Linked DNA regions of Homo sapiens: region 2 is linked to region 1. Evidence: chromatin contacts called from ENCODE Hi-C or POLR2A ChIA-PET data. All regions are on one chromosome and are shown on one strand. Each heading gives the region's core, a stretch centred on a gene start or an enhancer-like site at or near the end of the contact. The rest is flanking DNA. Distances are from core to core; before and after follow the strand shown. Region 1 overlaps PDZRN3 (PDZ domain containing ring finger 3). Region 2 overlaps PDZRN3 (PDZ domain containing ring finger 3).

Evidence for each region. A loop is a pair of places that touch in the nucleus more often than their neighbours do. ChIA-PET counts read pairs that join two places held with the same protein, here RNA polymerase II (POLR2A). Pooled maps may share reads with other maps.
Region 2: a loop to region 1 is called in a map of IMR-90, with 3 times the contacts of the local background. The contact joins two enhancer-like sites. A Hi-C loop is called at or near these places in 10 of 168 maps with a recorded cell type or tissue (IMR-90, chondrocyte, esophagus muscularis mucosa and 3 more) and 4 of 50 pooled maps. POLR2A ChIA-PET finds 5 or more read pairs at or near these places in 1 of 52 experiments (activated T-cell).

The regions. Positions count from the first base shown.
Region 1 is chr3:73,506,519-73,510,077 of GRCh38, forward strand. The region is part of intron 3 of PDZRN3 (PDZ domain containing ring finger 3); the gene reads right to left. Among named protein-coding and RNA genes, the nearest start is that of PDZRN3-AS1, 120 kb to the right of the region's middle. Within about 2 kb of position 2,040, at least 4 of the 41 ENCODE cell types and tissues checked have a DNase peak (open chromatin) inside an H3K27ac peak, as active enhancers do.
Region 2 is chr3:73,600,664-73,604,222 of GRCh38, forward strand. PDZRN3 (PDZ domain containing ring finger 3) reads right to left here. Exons shown (of 10, transcript NM_015009.3): 3 at 1,691-1,798. Among named protein-coding and RNA genes, the nearest start is that of PDZRN3-AS1, 21 kb to the right of the region's middle. Within about 2 kb of position 1,699, at least 4 of the 41 ENCODE cell types and tissues checked have a DNase peak (open chromatin) inside an H3K27ac peak, as active enhancers do.

The DNA of each region.
Region 1 (3,559 bases), core at 790-3,289:
GATAACAATCAGCTACTCAAATAATCTAGTGCCACTTTTTACTCAACAACATGGCCAAAGTTGAAAATAACCCTGTATTATGGAAGGGGCAGGGAAAAGACTTACTCGAATATGATCTGTGGGAAAGCAATAGTCACAACTTTTCTGGAGAGATATCTAAAATGATGACACAAATATTCCAATTCTAGAAATTTTTCTTAAGGAAAACATAAGTTAATGGAAGGATTTACATATAATTATCTTCAGGCACGGTGGCTCATGCCTGTAACCCCAGTACTTAGGGAGGTTGACGCAGGAGGATGGCTTGAGCCCAGGTTGAGGATGCAATCAGCTATGACTGTGCCACTGTACTCCAGCAGCCCAGGTGACCATGTCTCAAAAAAAAAAAAAACAAAAAAACAAAAAAAACTTCAACCCAGCATTGTTTTTAATGGTAAAAATAACCATAGTAATAGGTGAGGTAAATTGCATCACAGCCAGCACAGGCATAGGTTGAATACTACATAGCCATTAAAAGCCCTGAGGCTGAAAAACTACCTAATGACAAAATATTGTTTGTGGAACACTGCAAAGTAAAAGTAGGCAACAATACACTCAGAAAATGATCTCTTTTTAAAAACATTTATGCACACATATAAGCATAGATTTCATTCTCATTTTTTTTTTTGAGACGAAGTCTCGCTCTTGTCCCCCAAGCTGGAGTGCAATGGTGAGATCTCAGTTCACAGCAACCTCTGCTTCCCGAGTTCAAGTGATTCTCCTCCCTCAGCCTCCCGAGTAGCTGGGATTACAGGCACCTGCCACCATATGCCTGGATAATTTTTGTATTTTTAGTAGAGATGGGGTTTCACCATGTTGGCCAGGCTGGTCTCAACTCCTGACCTCAGGTGATCCGCCCGCCTTGGCCTCCCAAAGTGCTGGGATTACAGGCGTGAGCCACCGTGCCCGGCCATTTCATTCTCATTTTCTACCACCCCCTCATGAAGCACACGTAAGGCATAGGTATTTTTCTGTATTGTGAGATGACAGGTTACTTCTCACTCTGAGCTTTCCAGTGCTTTTAGAAATGAAACTGTATCACTTCTGTAACTTGGAGAAGTTATGGAGTTTGACAATGTCAGGTCTAATTAGAATCAGCCATATGAGAAATCACTACTGGCAGCTGAACACTTGGCAAAGAAAAGATGTATTTAAATGAAGCCTTAGTGGAGATCTAAAACTGCATACTAAAGGAACTCTCAGGTATTGGCAATTGTAAGTCAGACTCGCTAACAAAAATTCTGAGATGCAGCTGGCCGGGCGCAGTGGCTCACGCCTGTAATCCCAGCACTTTGGGAGGACGAGGTGGGCGATCATTTGAGGCCAGGAGTTCCAGACCAGCCTGGCCAACATGGTAAAACCCCGTTTCTACTAAAAATACAAAAATTAGCCAGGCATGGTGGCACGTGCCTGTAAACCCAGCTACTTGGGAGGCTGAGGCACATGAGAATGGCTTGAACTCAGGAGGTGAAGGTTGCAATGAGCCGAGATTGTGCCATTGCACTCCAGCCTGGGTGACTGAGACGGTCTCAAAAAAAAAAGAGATGCAGCTATTACCAGCCCTGTTCCCACTCTTCACAATAGGCTTGGCTATCGACTAGAAATGTACTTCAAAAAACCTCTCTTCCCCGGCACATGCTGGACACCCTTGCTGAGCAGCAGCCACCACCATACAACCCCTCCCATAGTGTTGCCTTGAACAAGGAGCAAGGCCTCAGCAAAGTAATTTTCAAGGAAGACCTCCCTCCACCTTTGGTCCTCAGAGCTTCGTGCATAAACTCAGTCCTGCACTGTTCTTCAGAAATCTGGAAACAGCAGTGAAGACATAAAGGAAAACCCTGGGAGTGAAAGAAGAAAAGTCAACCGAAGTTTCTCCTTGCAGAATTCTGTCATCGTGATGGCCAATTTCACCTTGGAGCAATGCAACAGATGATGGTGCCTCCAACTGGGACCTGCCGTGCAGCTCCTCGGGCAGGAGACTATCAGTGACTTAAGGGACCACTAGGGGGCGATTTAGGAGTGAACAGTTTTCTATCCTTAAGAAAGATAAGCCAGGAAGCCTTAATTTCCAACCTTAAGTCACTGGAGGGTATTAGCTCCCAGGTAAATCCTGTTTTTAATTTTAACTATAAATGTAAACAGGGTCTTTCATTTTAACTTCTCCAGAAATGTAAACGTGGAGAACTTTCTGAAAGAGATATGTGAAAAGGCAGGGTATGGCACACAAAATTGATACATTGGAAAATAAATATTTTTTCTCTCCCCTGTCCACTTCCCTAGCCATAACCAAGGCCCTCTCATACAAAAACCAAAAAAGAAAAATAAACCTCTGGCAACAGAGCCCCTAGTGTCCCTTTGAGGTTCTATTTATATATTATGCCTATGGTTTATCCAGACAGGCCTAAAACGTCTCTGCAGCAGCAAAGACAATTTCCCCCACCCAGGCTCTCAGCATTTATCTGTAAGCCTCACGTGGCAATTAGTTACTTACTGTGTAGTGAGGGCTCTGGTGTTGGTGTTTAACTCTCCTAAGCTGCCTTAAATCCTTTGTGGAAGGAGGCAAGATATAAATAGTAGTTTTTAAAACACACAGGCTTACTCTGTTATTTCCATTTCTTATGTGTTTTGACTTTTCCTTTTTTACTTTCCAAGCCCCCCGTGAGGAAGTGACTTTGCCCTCATAATCACATTGGAAACCAGCCATCTGGAGATGGGATGGTCTCAGGGCAACACGCTCACTAAGCATCTACCATGCAACAGGCACAGGAAAGGGCGGACCCAGGAGGACGCAGACCCATGCGGTCTCAGCCCTTTAGGTGCAGAAATTGGACCTCTGTCTGTTTGTCCTGTAATTTCTCCAACATGTGGGCACTAGGCTGATCATTTCATCTCCCCTGGCTCAGTTTCCTCTTCTATAAAAACAAGGTCATTGAAAGAGATGGTGGCTCATGTCCCTTCTGGATCTCCCAGTGCTATGGCTCAAAGGGGCGTTCCCTCAGTACTCAACTAACGTACTGACAAACTAGGCTTTCAGTCTTGGAGGGCAAGAAGTATCTCTCACCTGAGATCCTGCAGGAAAGTCACAGCAAAATTTAATTTTAAATTGGAGATTCAGGCTTTTAGGCCTTTCCAAGGAAAACAGCCTCTTCTCTTACTGCCTAAGCAACTCCTAGCAGTAACTTTCAACTCTGATTGAATAATCAATTCTTGCCCAAAGACGCCTGAGTAAATACCAAACAGACAACTTCCTGCCTTGAATCCTGGCACGGGCGGGCGGCTCTTCTCTGTGACTTCCCTGAAAACCCACTGCAAATGTTTCCACCTGGGGAAATCAGGGGCTGAGGCCTCCAGCCACCCTTTCCTTGAAAGCAATCGTTGCAAATGTTTTGAAAACAACGGATTATCTTTAAAGAAGCAGTAACAACAGAAAGCCATTTGTTTCTTCTACCATGACTGATTCATCTGTCGTACACTGGAGGTTGGGGGTGGAGGAGGAGAGGCCCTCAAACAAATGTTTCCT
Region 2 (3,559 bases), core at 449-2,948, 94 kb after region 1:
ATCCTGCCCAGCTGTAGATTTCTCATTTGCAAAACACAAGAGCAATGAAATTCCATTACTTAGAGAAACTGGCTGTTCCACCAAACCCTTGGCAACGGAAGCTGTACTTATCTTTTTGAACAATAGTCTCAGAAAATGTATTCACTCTCAAAAAAGACAGTAAGTAACGCATTTGAGCTCTTAAGAAAGCACTCTTGCCCAAGCAAATTCCTGTTAGGGAAAATCCAGTCTCCTGACCTGGGAAGTACAAAGACTGACTCTAAACCATGCAGCAAAAAAAGCTCCAAGTTTAAGAACCCTTCAAACATTCAAAGGGGATGCAACAATATTAATAATGTCCTTAAAACAAAATCAAGTATCATTTTAGCATGTAAGTTAGCACATCACACTCCCTCCGAGGAGGGAGCCTTACACCCTAACTAGTTCAGTTTGCTTTCCCTGTGAGATTTAACTGTGTATTTTCCTGAGGATTACAAATTATCCTGAAGCATACTGCACGTTGCAGAATGTGTCCAGATGAGACTGGAAATGCAAGACTTTGTTCTCTGTCTTGCTGAGGCTCCTTTCCCCAGGAGAAGCCTGTGGCCACATTCCAGTGAGTGATGTGAACTTCACTTATGGCTTAGCTCGTGGTCCTAGCTCCCACTCAGTCCTAAATTTTGAAATAGGCCATGAAAATACTCAGGAAATACAGACATGATAAAAATGCATGTGGAAAACAAACACCCACTGGTATCGGTGCTGTTTTTCTGGTTTCTTCTATTTGCACTATATTACGGCTGTGGCCCATGGGTGAATTTCTTGTGGGGTCTGGCATATCATCGTGGATTCTCAAATTTACTTTTTGCCTAATAGGAAAGCCAATCAATTTAGCCCATATGTGTATCCATCCAAAGAGCTATGAAAATGGTCAAAACACCAGTAAAAAATTACTCATTTATATCAAACTTTGCAACAAGAGCCCATATGAGAAGGCAACAAATCATTCTCTCCCTTTTAGTGACTCAGAGCATCCTAGAACACTGCAACCCTGTTACAAAGTGTTGTCTGGTGGGGCTGAGAGATCCACTTCCCCTACATGAGTCTACAAACCTGCTGTATAAAAGTTTGAAATGATGAATGACGAACTGAAAATGGAGTAAGTGATGATATGTGAACCCTAATATCAACCTCTGCCTGCAAATCCCTGGGCAATCAGGTTGTACAACTAACAACAGGCAAAGACGACAAACTAACAGAGAGAACAATGCATTTGTAGAAATAAGTGTGTGCTGTGTGAGCTCTGAGGACATTAGAATGACTCCAAAGCTGACACAATTGTACCCTGGTAATCAATATGAACAGGGTGCACAATTTGTACAACAGGGTTCGTTCATCTGGTTCTAACATCCAACTCTTCAACGGTTTTCGCGCGAAACTGTAACTGATGCATACGAAACAGATTGAGGTCCACATGAAAAAAGCCAAATTGTGAACATTCCACTCATAATCTGGCTTTTCTACATTTAACAAAAATTTAACACCAAGGCAATCAACACTCAATCTGGTCCCACACAATGGGAAAAGTGAGACTCCCGCTCAACCATCTACCACTTTAGGCCTCCCTCCCCAGTCAAACATCTTGCTTTGAGCTAGACGAAGATGGGATGGCATTCAGCCTATTCAAAGACACTGGCCAGTATTCACATACCTCAATAATCCTGTCATGAATTTGCAGGCCTCCTTCCTTGGCTGCAGGCCCACTGTCAACTATCTTGGATACAAAGATTCCTTCACTGGATGATCCATCGTGGTTATCCTTTGGGTTAAAAAAAAAAACATGCATGAATGCTAGGCATTAAGTTGAGCATGAAAGTAAAGCTTGCACTCTTAAAACAGTAATTGACTCTTGCTGTGTCAAGAGTGGCAATAGGGTAAAAGGTATTTGTTTCTCCTAATTTCTGTTTTAAACTAAAATACACACACAGTAAAATATTTCAAACCACACCAAAGGACATAAAATGATGCATCCCTGCCATCTCCAACCCATTGTCCTTCTTCCCCCGCCTATGGTAGCTATTTGACTTTATGCATCCTTTTGAAAACATTTTAACACATCATATTCCTAAATATGCATTTGTTCCTTTTTGCATACAAATGTGATTATGCTAGTCTGACTCTTATGTCCTTGCCTCTCTCATTTAACTCTAAAAATCATGAAGATCTTCTGCTACCAATTCGTGTCTGCCTTACTTCTTAAAGTGACTGAACAGTATCCAACATGAGGCTAATAAACACTGTTTTCATTTGCTGTGATTAAACAATGCTGTGATAATACTCTCCTACTTGTATTTTAAATTATCTTTGCTATTATAGTTCTAGGGCAAATCCCTAACAATGGAACTGTTGGGTAAAAGGATATGTACATTTCAAAGATATTGCCAAATGGCTTTTCAGAGAGTTTATACTTATTGTTCATTAGACAGAGTGTTTTCCCACATCCTCATTTGCACAGAATGTTATTAAACTTGTAAATATCTAATAATTTGACTGTGAAAACAGATATTTTGTTTTTGTTCCGATGCACTACCATCACTCTAGTCCTAATAAATTCTGATCTCTGACCTCCTTGAATCTCTTTAGATCTTTGAATTAAATGTCAGAACTAAAACTTTCTGGGAACGAAGACAGCTCACTGTTCAAACTCCTTCCTTTCCTTAAAATCAAAAGGCTCCAACAAGCTCATAAAAAACCCTCACAGCTTGTTCACGAACTTCTTTTCAAACAGCACTGCAATGAATTCTCTCCAAGTGTACGGATTAAATTTCTAGTGATTAACAGATGGATTTATAAATTAAATGGCACAAGCATGTGATATTTCCAAACAAAATCATTTGAAATGTAAGCTCAGAATGTTCCACAAAAACTCCAAAATCTAGTCATGGTAAATTCCTTGCCGTATGTCATTAGAAGATTTATTTCAATAACAATTACTCTGAATACAAATACATAAAAATTCCATTTGTTAAAAATAACTCTTCAAATAAAACATTTTCCACTTTAAACAGCAAAAAACAAAACCAAAAAACAATCCCTATATTCTAAAGGGGGAAGGAAACGACTTCAAGTGTGATTCAGTCTACCCCTTCAAATGCAACAGCAATAACTAAGCTTGGAAAAATGTACATTTCTCAGTCCTTCTCTCCTTCCTTCTTCACACTTCCCCAAACACACACACACACATACACACACACACACACACACACAGAGTAAAATGTTATATGATTCACCAAAAGAAACCAAAATCACAACCTAAAATGAGCATTAAGTGTTTTTCCTGACATTTATCCCCACATGACAAAGATATGTCTCTAACTGGCATCTGGATTCCATCAACGCTCTTCCAAGAGAAGGGTCAGGGAGCCTGTGGGTGCTGTGTAGGATCATCTATCCTCAAAAGGCATCCCTGCCTAGCATCACAGTGCTCTGCACAGACCTCCTGCACACTAACCCTTTACCATCTGAATACCTCTGTGCCTCCTTCCTCTCTCACGGCAGCCTTACTGAGGCACTAGTCTGA